2 separate regions of the Homo sapiens genome follow, and region 2 is linked to region 1. The links are chromatin contacts, found by Hi-C or POLR2A ChIA-PET in ENCODE. All regions are on one chromosome and are shown on one strand. The core of a region is the stretch at or near the end of the contact, and the rest is flanking DNA. Distances in the headings are between cores, read along the strand shown.

Region 1 (5,514 bases), core at 1,076-3,575:
CGTCTGTGGCCCACTTGATGCTATCTATGAGGGACTCCTGGCAGCCGGAGAGGTTGTCAAACTTGCTCTTGGTGACGGAGTTGTTGACATTGATGGCAGGCACTTTCAGGATCCCATTGGCCATCATCTTGTGTAGCTTGTGGACCCCAATCATGGTCTCCTTGAAGATGCCTCACATCCCCGACAAGAGCTGTGGGTACTTGGTGTGGATGAGGTTGGTGGGGGCCCAAGCGACATCCAGAATCACGTTGAGGAGGCCGTCTTTGAAGTATAATGTCTGCTTGGTGCACCACAGGTACTCCTCCTCTGTTTCGCCCTTCCAGGCGTACAACTGGAATGCCAGCCTTGGCAATGGCAGCTGCCTCATGGTCCTGGGTGATGTTGCAGCTGGACCACTGCAGCTTGGCACCCAGGGTAATGAGGGTCTCAATGAGGATGGCCATCTCCATGGGTCCTATGGAGGCAACTGGTGATGCGCGTGCCCTTCGAGGGCTTGGAGGGTTGAGTACAGCTCCCACATGCACGTCAGGCCCGGCATCTGGTTCTCCACAATATCCAGGGCTTTGCATCCCCAGAAGTCCAGGCCAATGTCAGTGACTTTGTAGGGCAGTTTGTCAGACATGCTGGTGGTGCTTGTGATAGACATGGCTGAAGGGGCCCAAGCCTCGATCTGGGGACAGGCACTGGGGGTATGGCACTGGGCAGGGGGTTCCCAGGTAGTTTATTCGTTTTGTGGCTACTGCAAATGAGATTGCACAGAACACATGTTTAACTTAATTAGAAATGGTCTCCAGTAAATGTTTTTAAAAATCCTGAATTAATTTAAAGCCATTCAGTGGTAATAGTACCACCTAAAACATTAATTTTAAAAATTGAGACCGCTTTTCATATTGATTATGTATATATGATAGGGACCAAAATTGTTAGTGTTAAAATGTAAAATTTGCCCGGTTTGGAAATATGTTAAAATCATATATTAAAATCAAGGTATTTAAAAATATCTAGATGAGTGACATTTTCAAGTTTCACTTGGACGACTGATGATGTACATTACATTAGCATGTATTTTCTTCACCAATCCTTTAGTCATGGCACATTTTTCTACTGCAGTACCCAAAGATATTGGAGTCTTAGCTTTAAAATTAGTCCGTCTTCTGATCCAGAGTTGCTAATATCAAATAGTTTGAACTGCAGTATATTACACTAACTTCTCTAGTAACCAGAACTACATTTTTTTCCCACTCTTACTGTCCTTCAGTTTTAGAATTATCAACAAAGAAAAGAAAAATAACTATGAAAATATTATTATGAGGATAAGGGAAAAATATGCAATAATAATGGTAGAGAACAAAAAGGCTTCTTTCTACCTTCAAATAGCAGTAGTGAGTCTAAAGAGGATCTTCTGGAGGTGGCTGTAAGGCAATCCATGAGCAATTATCACATAGACTGATAAATACCCAGTCATTATTTTTCCCCTCTGTCATCACAGGAATCTTTCTTTTCCTTTTTTTTTTTTTTTTTTTGGCTTAGATAGGGCACTTTTTCCCATCTCTTAATCACTTCCTCAACTCTCTCTCTTGCCCAGCAGAAAATTATGGGATAAGGAAGGGAGTGAGGCAACAACATGGCACTGTACAAATGTGACAAATTCATAAAAGAAACCAAGTGTTTTCTTTAGAAGAATGTTGTAGTATCCAGAGCAAGAAGTTGAAACCAATCTATGAATTGGGATATGAGGGTAAAAGACATCAATAACACACTTAGCACATATGAAGTACCTACAGCGGAAGAGCATTGCGCTGGTATTGAGAAGGATGCAAGAGTATGTGAGGTCCTCAGAAAGCATTCACTAGACTCAGAATTTGGTGAGAGAGGCACTAAGAGAAGCAAGACCGAGCTTAGTCCCAGCTCCTGCACAGAGTTGTATAACCTAGGCCAAGTCTCTGAACCTCTGACCTGTTTCCTCCTCCATCTGTCCTAGTTGCTGTCCGGGCTATGAGGCTCCAAACGCTTTGGGAAAACTGTCAAGTGATAAAGCCTCATAAGAATGGAAGGCATTCTTAGTCTGCTCTGCGTCTGCTGTGTGCTAGGGGCTGTGTGAGGGCACCGTGAAGGTTACAAACCTGAATCAAATTCAGAGCCTGCCTTTCGAGAGGGCAAATAATGTATCCAGGGGTTCTACCGCAAGGCGGAGAGATGGGTTAACATTCTGATCAGATTAAAAAGGCCTGCCCTCCTTCTCATCTCCTGGGTGGAGAAGAGGAGTGGGCCTATCAGAGCCCTTCCCAGCAGCTCCTAACGGCCCAAGAACGGCGCTTCGTGGACAAGACCAGGAGGGCGCGACCCCCAGGCTGATCTCGAAGCGGCGCAAGCCCAGGCCCGTGGAGAGTGGAGCCCGTGGAGGGTGGTCGGGGGGAAGCTTATAAAGTCTTCAGTGTCAGACTGGAAGGAGTCGGGGGCCAAGAAAAGAGGCCAGCCAGTCTCCTGACATCCCCTCCACAGCCTGCAGGGGCGGATACCCGGCCCTGGGCGGACAGCTCGCACTTCCTTTCAGCCCGCCGGCCAGGCCTACCGGCTCCACTGCAGCGGCTGCTGCGCCCTGCATTTCCAAGGCAACCGACGTCCTCCTCCCTACTCCCTCCCCACCCGCCCTAGCTTAGCCGCGAACGGCGGGCCGAGCGCGCCATCTGGTGGCGACGCAGGGAAGGGTCCCGGCCGAGCGCCCGCGCCGCCGCCTTGGTAGCAGCGGTAGCGCTCTCCCGCCTTCCTCCGCGCGGGATTTTCGGCGTCCCTCAGCCAGCTGGTCTCAAACGCTCACGCGCTCGTTGGCTCCCTTTAGTCGCAAGCCTGGAAGTTGGTGACTGTAGACACAGGGCCCACGGGCTTCGTGCTGTGACCGTGAGCAGGTCATTTGGATCTCAGAGTTTGTGTCTTCCGCTGTAAAATGAGACGCCTGGACTCGGTGGCGCTTTCCGCACAGTTCGGGGGACGGGGACGGGGCCTGGTTGTCTGGTGAGGCTTCTGCGCGCCTCTGTCCCGCTGCGCTCCTTCCACAATGGCGGCTTGTCTTCTTTCTACTTTCGTGCACTAATTCTTTGGTTTTAGCTCTTAATAAGAATGGCAGGTCCCTGGACTAAATGCTTACAGGGCAACTTCCTGCTGTATAAGTCCTTGATTCTGTTTTTCTTCTCGCTTTCCTTTTTTGTTCGTAAACCTAAAGAAAGGAATTTAAGTCCAGCATTTCCCACTCTTCGCTTTTTGCTGTTCTTTCCTCCGAGAGAGAAAAAGAAAATCCTACACGTACAGCCTTTAAAGTTCCTCTTTCCTCTCCTGCATTATTTCTCATTATCTGCCGCAAGATAATTTTCTTTTTTTGGTACTTGACACTGGCTTTGAACGGACAACTTTTTTTTTTTTTAATGAGTGGAAATATTCATTTATTCAGCACTTAGAAATAACAGTTCTTGATAATATTATGATTTATAATTTATACATGGTGTATTTTAATGAATTGCAGGTGTTTAAGAAATAAGTAATATAGCAGGGCGCGGTGGCTCATGCTTGTAATCCCTCACGCCTACAATCCCTCACGCCTGTAATCTCAGCAGTTTGGGAGGCCGAGGTGGACAGATTGCTTGCGGTAAGGAGTTTGAGACCAGCGTAGGCAACATGGCGAAACCCCATCTCTACGAAAAATTAGCCAGGCATAGTGGTGAGTGCCTGTAGTCCCAGCTACTTCGGAGGTGGAGGCCGAAGAATTGCTTGAGCCTGGAAGGCTGAGATCTCAGTGAGCCGAGACTGCCACTGCACGGGTGACAGAGCGAGCCTCTGTCTCAAAGAAAGAAAGAGTATGTACCTGGATATGTATTTTTATTTTTATTTTTATTTTTTACAGCTTAACGAGATTTTTTTATTTTCCTGACTTTTTGCTTTGGAGAATTAGTCAGTAGTTAAGGTCTATCTTGTTCGTTTACTATGGGGTTTGAATTTGAGATGGGGCTGACGTCACTTTGGGGCCCTTTTCTTTTCTTCTTTTTTTTTTTTTTTTTTATTGATCATTCTTGGGTGTTTCTCGCAGAGGGGGATTTGGCAGGGTCATAGGACAATAGTGGAGGGAAGGTCAGCAGATAAACAAGTGAACAAAGGTCTCTGGTTTTCCTAGGCAGAGGACCCTGTGGCCTTCCGCAGTGTTTGTGTCCCTGGGTACTTGAGATTAGGGAGTGGTGATGACTCTTAAGGAGCATGCTGCCTTCAAGCATCTGTTTAACAAAGCCCATCTTGCACCGCCCTTAATCCATTTAACCCTGAGTGGACACAGCACATGTTTCAGAGAGCACCGGGTTGGGGGCAAGGTCATAGATCAACAGCATCCCAAGGCAGAAGAATCTTTCCTAGTACAGAACAAAATGGAGTCTCCTATGTCTACTTTTTTCTACTCAAGACACGGCAACAATCTGATTTCTCTATCTTTTCCCCACATTTCCCCCTTTTCTATTCCACAAAACCGCCATTGTCATCATGGCCTGTTCTCAATGAGCTGTTGGGTACGCCTCCCAGACGGGGTGGCGGCCGGGCAGAGGGGCTCCTCGCTTCCCAGAAGGGGCGGCCGGGCAGAGGCGCCCCCGACCTCCCGGACGGGGAGGCGGCCGGGCGGAGGCGCTCCTCACTTCCCAGACAGGGTGGCTGCCGGGCGCAGGGGCTCCTCACTTCTCAGACGGGGCGGCTGCTGGGCGGAGGGGCTCCTCACTTCTCAGACGGGGCGGCCGGGTAGAGACGCTCCTCACCTCCCAGACGGGGTCGCGGCCGGGCAGAGGTGCTCCTGACTTCCCAGACTGGGCAGGCGGGCAGAGGGGCTCCTCACATCCCAGACGATGGGCGGCCAGGCAGAAACACTCCTCACTTCCCAGACGGGGTGGCGGCCGGGCAGAGGCTGCAATCTTGGCACTTTGGGAGGCCAAGGGAGGCGGCTGGGAGGTGGAGGTTATAGCTAGCCGTGATCATGCCACTGCACTCCAGCCTGGGCAACATTGAGCACTGAGTGAACGAGACTCCGTCTGCAATCCCGGCACCTCGGGAGGCCGAGGCTGGCAGATCACTCGCGGTTAGGAGCTGGAGATCAGCCCAGCCAACACGTGAAACCCCGTCTCCACCAAAAAAAATACGAAAACCAGTCAGGTGTGGCGGTGCGCGCCTGCAACCGCAGGCACTCGGCAGGCTGAGGCGGGAGAATCAGGCAGGGAGGTTGCAGTGAGCCGAGATGGCAGCAGTACAGTCCAGCTTCCGCTGGGTATCAGAGGGAGACTGTGGATAGAGAGGGAGAGGGAGACCGTGGGGAGAGGGAGAGGGGGAGGGGGAGGCAGACAACTTTCTTTTACATCCTAGGAGCGTCTATGTCCTGGTAGTTACATTTCAGTCAATTACTTATCCTTTTGTCCCAGGAAGACAGAAATGAGGCCCCTTTAGGCTTCCCTGCTCCCTTCGTAAGTCACCTGTTTGGCATTCTTGAATTTGTTT
Region 2 (6,106 bases), core at 2,964-5,463, 110 kb before region 1:
TGCGTCTCTTAATAAATTGATATCTCTGTTTGGCTGAGAGTGGGTAGTGAATTTAGTTCTGATTAAGGGGTAAAATTCATGTTGGTTGCAATTAATACATTTACCAACATGCCTCTTTTTTTACCCCACCCTTTGTCCATGTTAAAATGACTTCCTCCTTGTTCTTTAATCAGTTAAGTATTTACAGTGAAAATTGAAAATAACTTGGAGTGAGGGTAATTGACACAGTCATTACTTTTATAAGTCAGTCACTTTTTGTGCATTTGTTTTTATAAAATAGACTATGAGTGTTTACAGTATTTATAGTAATTGTTATTGAACTTTTACCAGCAGTAATCTCATTACTGGTTTAACTTGATAATCTTTTAAGAAGTATATGGATGATTTCCCTATCTGTTGTAGATGTTTTCTTGATACACAGTTAATGTCTTTTTCATGTCCTTTTGTTTTTTATTTTGTTATTTGTACATTTAACTTCAGATATGTATCATTTACTTTAAAAATTATTATTATTATTTTGGTACAAGAGACTAAGTGATAGAAACCTAAATGTATTTAAGTAATTTTTTTTAAAGCTATAGTCCATGCTAAAAACTTATTAGGGACCTTCGACTACAGAAGTGTTTTTCCTGATATGTAGTTAAACCCTTCACCCACTCTGCATCTTGATTTGCAGGCTGTTGTCAGAATATATTGCTACCTTAAGCTTGGATACTACCAGACAATTTCCAATTACTTTCACATACATTGTGTTAGCCGATTCTTTAAGGTAGATGGGTCTGCTCTCACCGTCACATTTCATAGGTAAAGAAGACAGACTTGGAAGGGTTCTTCAACTAATTAAATGGTGAAATCAACTTATCCCCAGGTGTGTCTGATTCCTAGTCCAGTGCTCATTTATACCACAGTCTCTCTGCTAGTGGTACTGAGCCCTTACTGGCCAATACGGTAGCACCATCTTCTTTCGTCAGCAGTGAACAGTCTGCACACTCCTTAGGTTTTTCTGCTAAATTGTAAACCACATTTACACATTCAGGATGTAACTACTATAGTTGTAAAGAATATTCTCTACAGTTTTGGGTAATAACCTTCAACCTTGAAACATTGTGTATGAGTTTTGCTTTTTAAAAACCTAAACATTTTTTTTTAATGTTGGCAAAAATCTACCTTTAAAAAATTTCTTGTTGGCCAGGCACGGTGGCTCACGCCTGTAGTCCCAGCACTTTGGGAAGCCAAGGTGAGTAGATCACCTGAGGTCGGGAGTTCAAGACCAGCCTGGCCAACATGGTGAAACCCTGTCTCTACTAAAAATACAAAAAATTGCTGGGCTTGGTGGTGCATGTCTGGAATCCCAGCTACTTGGGAGGCTGAGGTGGGGGAATTGCTTGAACCAGGGAGGCAGAGGTTGCAGTGAGCCTGGATTGGGCCATTGCACTCCAGGCTGGGCGACAAGAGCTAAACTCCATCTCAAAACAAACAAAAAATTGCTTGTCATCCAGCATCTGCTCTGTTTTTGTTTTGTTTTTTTTTTTTGAGACAGGGTCTTGCTCTGTCACCCAGACTCGAGTACAGTGGTGCGATCTCGGCTCACTGCAACCTCCATCTCCCATGTTCAAGCCATCCTCCCGCCTTGGCCTCCTGAGTAGCTGAGATTACTGGTGTATGCCACCATGCCTGGCTAATTTTTGTATTTTTTTTAGAGATGGAGTTTTGCCATGTTGCCCAGGCTGTTCTTGAACTCCTGAGCTCTAGCAGTTCATCTGCCTCGGCCTCCCAAAGTGCTGGGATTACAGGTATGAGCCACCGTACCCACCCAGCATCTGCTCTTAACCCAGGTTTTACGTCCTGTTGCCTTCTAAAACCCACATAACCGTTTCACAGAAACACCAGAAAAGTGCCAGAATTTCCTTGTGCATGAAAAAAAACAGGGACAGAAATACCTTTTCTTAATTACTTTATATCAGAAGAGAAGTGAATGAGAACATTAGGGTAATAAGTTTCTAGTTGAAAGATAAAATTTGAAATGAGTACTTAAGTATTACTGAAAAAGCAAATGAAGGAAGCAAATTGATAACTAGGAAAATAAAATCAGGCAGCAATGAAATGGCTTGAAGAAGCTTTGGTCTCTCTACATAGTCATTTGAATCATTTGAAAGTCAGAATCTTAAATTTGTTAATGTTACTTTTAATTATTTTGTAATTCCTTTGTTCTGCATGTATCTAATCACAAAGTCTCACTAATTATTCCTCTGCTATAATTAGACCCACCCTTCTCCTTGCATTCTACAGCTTTCACCCAGTCTTGGAACCTCTTTATTCACACTTGTTTTGCAATAGTCACTCATGTTCTCTGCCTCCCCGATTTAATCCGTTTTGTAAATATTGGAACAATCTTTTGTAGGCAGTATTTGTAATACCCATCTCCATACTCAAACATTTAGGGAGGTGAATCTTTTTTGTGTGTGGGTAATGGAGTCTCACTCTGTCCCCCAGGCTGGAGGGCAGTGGTACGATTTCAGCTCACTGCAGCCTCTGCCTCCTGTGTTAAACCTCCTGCCTCAGCCTCCCCGGCAGCTGGGATTACAGGCACACGCCACCACACCCAACTAATTTTTAGTAGAGACAGGGTTTCACCATGTTGGCCAGGCTGGTCTCAAACTCCTGGCCTCAAGTGATCCTCCCTCCTGGGCCTCCCAAAGTGTTGGGATTACAGGTGTGAGCCACTGTGTCCAGCCTAAGGAGGTGAATCTAAATATAACTGAACATTTAAAGCCTTTTCTCAGCTTTCCTTCCATCTTAAAACAACCTCATGAAGCCTCCCTATTTATAAGAGTAATAATGAGTTAACGGAATATTCAAGTTCTTCGATTCCATGCTTTTACAATTCTCAATAAGTATCCAGTGTTCTGCTGTTATTTGTCTTTTCCATAAGTCCTTCACCTGCCATAAAGTGGGTTTATTCTTTGTCCAGTCTTCAGTCATCTGGTGTCCCTTTCACATCCTTATGAGATCTGGAATTCTTTTCCTTATTCTGCATTATTTTTTCTTACAGACCTTGTGACTACCTGGCATCCATCCAGTCTAGCAAGGGCTTTCTTTACTAGATTATAAGCTTCATGAAGGCAAGCTTCTCTGGCATGTTTACTTCTCTGTCCCTAGTTCCTAGAACAGTGCCTGACATGTAATAGTTTTTGGACATTATTTGTTAAGTAAATGAATCACCTTGTAAACTTACCTTTTTCATCATATAACTTACTCTGCCCCTCCTTAATCTCTCATTTCACTTACTTGTAACCATTATAATAACTTGCAGTGGTGTTCAAAATTGGTTTGATTTGTTGGCTAATAGTTATGGTGAGCTAAAACATTAGACGGCTCACCTGAGGAATGAAGACAGCTTTATTTTATGTTTATGATTGAACATTTTTAATAATTAAAAATTAAACTGTTGGCCGAACACAGTGGCTCATGTCTGTAATACTAGCACTTTGGGAGGCTGAGGTAGGAGGATCACTTAAGTGCAGGAGTTCCAGACCAACCTGGGCAACATAGTGAGACTGTCTGTTTTTTAAAAAGAAAAAAGTAAACTGTTTATCTTTGAACTAGATAAGGTTTTTCTCATGCTTTAAAGCATGTTTAATGATTCTCAGCCAGTCTCTTGGATTAATTTTGTCCGTAGAATGCTAGCCGAAACCAAAAGATTTTTCTTAATGAATTACCTTTTAATTGTTCTTTCATTGTTTTGTTCCCTTTTTTTCAATTGGATTAAAAAATTATTAAGGGCAGAGATCATCCATCTCTTTGTATGGGGTAAAGTAAATGGTAGTTTAAATGAAAAATGAAATTCCATCAAAATGGAATCTTTTAATCAAATCTAATTTCTACAGCTGTTCCCAAAATTCTTCCTTGCTCTTTGAAGTGTTTGTTTTGAGAGCTGTTACTTACCTAAGGCATAACTTGTAGCTCTTGGTCTCTTGCCTGATTACTATTATATCAAGTTAACATTTTTGAGAGAGCTCTAGCCCTCTCAGATACCTTTATCTTGTTGCCATTTAGTGAGACATTCCAGTGTGTTGTGTGTCTTACATTTTATCTAGGTTACTCTAAGCACTGCATTAGTGCTTGTTTATGAGGAAGCAGCTAACACCTTCCAGATGGCTGTTAGCTCAGACTTGATTCAATTCTTCAGGAAATTGTCATTATGGCTTTAATTCAGTAGACTGCGCTGTAGCTTTGAACTTATGAATTCCTATACACATACCCTTTTCTCCGTGTGTGTGTGTGTGTGTGTGTGTGTGTGTGTGTGTGTGTGTGTGTGTGTTGAGTCATTTTTCTGTATTTTTTAGATATTTTCATGGAATTGTTTAACAACAGATACTATTGTTTTTCTGTTTCATGCCTAACATTGTAGCTGTCTTTATTATGTTGTTCTACATTAGTGCATCTTCCTAGATGTTTAACTTCATGATAAATTCTAGGTCCTTGTGGTTTTCCTTTTGTTTCTCTTCTGTGCTTCCTCACAGTCTTACTATTTGGTTACTTGGTACAGATTGCTAGTGTGTCTGGAAAGGGGACTCCTGCTTTCTCTTACTGGTGCTTTACATAAATTGAAATGTCCATTGCTAAGCCAGTAGTTCATAAACTAATTCTTTAGTTGCAATATACAGCTATTATGTTATTAAGCATGAAGACAGTTATAGTTTCAATTTTCTTCTGAAAGTCATTGTGATATGAAATAACACTTTTTAAATGAATGTTTATATGGCAGTTTAGGTATTTTTGAAGCTCTTTGGGGGTGACAAGGGTTGTTGTTGTCATCTTATTTCCTTATATGAAAAATTCCCACTGATCACATATCAATCTGCCTATTTTCCCAGAAGCAATATGAAAAATACAGAGTATTACCTTTGGGCATTTAATTTTAAAATTAACTGTTGGTTTCTTTTTTGTTGTTTTTGTTTGTTTGTTTTGTTTTTTTGAGACAGGGTCTCACTCTGTCCCCCAGGCTGGAGTGCAATGGCACAATCATGGCTCACTGTAGCCTCAGCCTCCAGGGTAGCTAAGACTGCAGGCACACACCACAATGCCTGACTAATTTTTAATTTTTTGTAGAGCAAGCATACATCAGACTGGTCTTGAACTCCTGATCTCAAGCAGTCCTCCCACCTTGGCTTCCAAAAGTGCTGGGATTATAGGCATGAGCCACTGCTCCTGGCCAAGTTTTGTTGGTTTCTTGACTGGTATTAGGCCTTTTTTTAAAGGAGGACTGCCAGTTTTGTTTATGGAGGATATGGTTAAAGATGCAAAATGGCTGCTGTTTTTTGTTGTTTGCAGTGGCTAATTTTAAATCAGTCTGACATCAGTTAAGTGTCTGAAAGGAAATGATGGCTTGTTGTGAGTGCTTTTTATCCTTCTAAATGGGAACACTGTTGCCTTTAGATATTCGAATAATTTAAGTCTTAGAAAAAGCCTTTTAAAGTACTTTCTTGTATTTAAGAACTAGTGGCTGCTTTTAGGTTTCGTTTTGGTTTTGTTTTTTGGTTTTGTTGTTGTTGTTTTATTCTCTTGGTGTGTTAATTGTGAGTATTGGCAGTACCTCCTCTGTCAGCCGATCTCTCCAGCTGGATTTCTGTGAAGAAGGCTTTTTGCCTTGTAAGCAATGTGTTGTGCTCATTCATCCTTGCCTACTGCAGAATACCATGAGGGACGTTTCCTTGGGGATTGGGATGTAGTACCATAGGTGAAAACTAGCTCCTAGTACACACACCTGAATCATTCGAAATAGAAATGTTAGAAGTCTCATCTGCTGATCACTATTGCTAACAAGACAACTTATAGAATAAGACCTTGCTTATTACTAGGTTTTTGCTGAGGACATTCTCGAAAAGGTAGAAATCTAATTTCTTGTCTTAATAAATAAAACCAGAAAGTATTCTTAAAGTCCGGGGTGCCTGTGAAGTTCTGCAGAATCTTCATGACGAACATCAGTGACCATGTATAATACTGTGTATACAGAAAGAATGGGAATGTATTGTCTCACATTTACTAGAAAAGTTCCTTTAAAAAATTATTTCTCTACTCCAACTTTAACTTTTTCTTGTAAATT

The links. A loop is a pair of places that touch in the nucleus more often than their neighbours do. ChIA-PET counts read pairs that join two places held with the same protein, here RNA polymerase II (POLR2A). Pooled maps may share reads with other maps.
Region 2: a loop to region 1 is called in a map of naive thymus-derived CD4-positive, alpha-beta T cell, with 4 times the contacts of the local background. The contact joins the enhancer-like site here to the promoter of CCDC83 in region 1. A Hi-C loop is called at or near these places in 4 of 168 maps with a recorded cell type or tissue (CD14-positive monocyte, CD8-positive, alpha-beta T cell, ascending aorta and 1 more) and 2 of 50 pooled maps. POLR2A ChIA-PET finds 5 or more read pairs at or near these places in 3 of 52 experiments (HEK293, T-cell and activated CD4-positive, alpha-beta T cell).

The regions. Positions count from the first base shown.
Region 1 is chr11:85,852,194-85,857,707 of GRCh38, reverse strand. It overlaps CCDC83 (coiled-coil domain containing 83), which reads right to left and starts at 2,325. Exons shown (of 11, transcript NM_001286159.2): 1 at 2,124-2,325. It also overlaps a transcript of SYTL2 not described here and the pseudogene AHCYP6.
Region 2 is chr11:85,967,163-85,973,268 of GRCh38, reverse strand. All of the region lies in intron 19 of PICALM (phosphatidylinositol binding clathrin assembly protein), which reads left to right. Among named protein-coding and RNA genes, the nearest start is that of PICALM, 99 kb to the left of the region's middle. Within about 2 kb of position 4,213, at least 2 of the 41 ENCODE cell types and tissues checked have a DNase peak (open chromatin) inside an H3K27ac peak, as active enhancers do.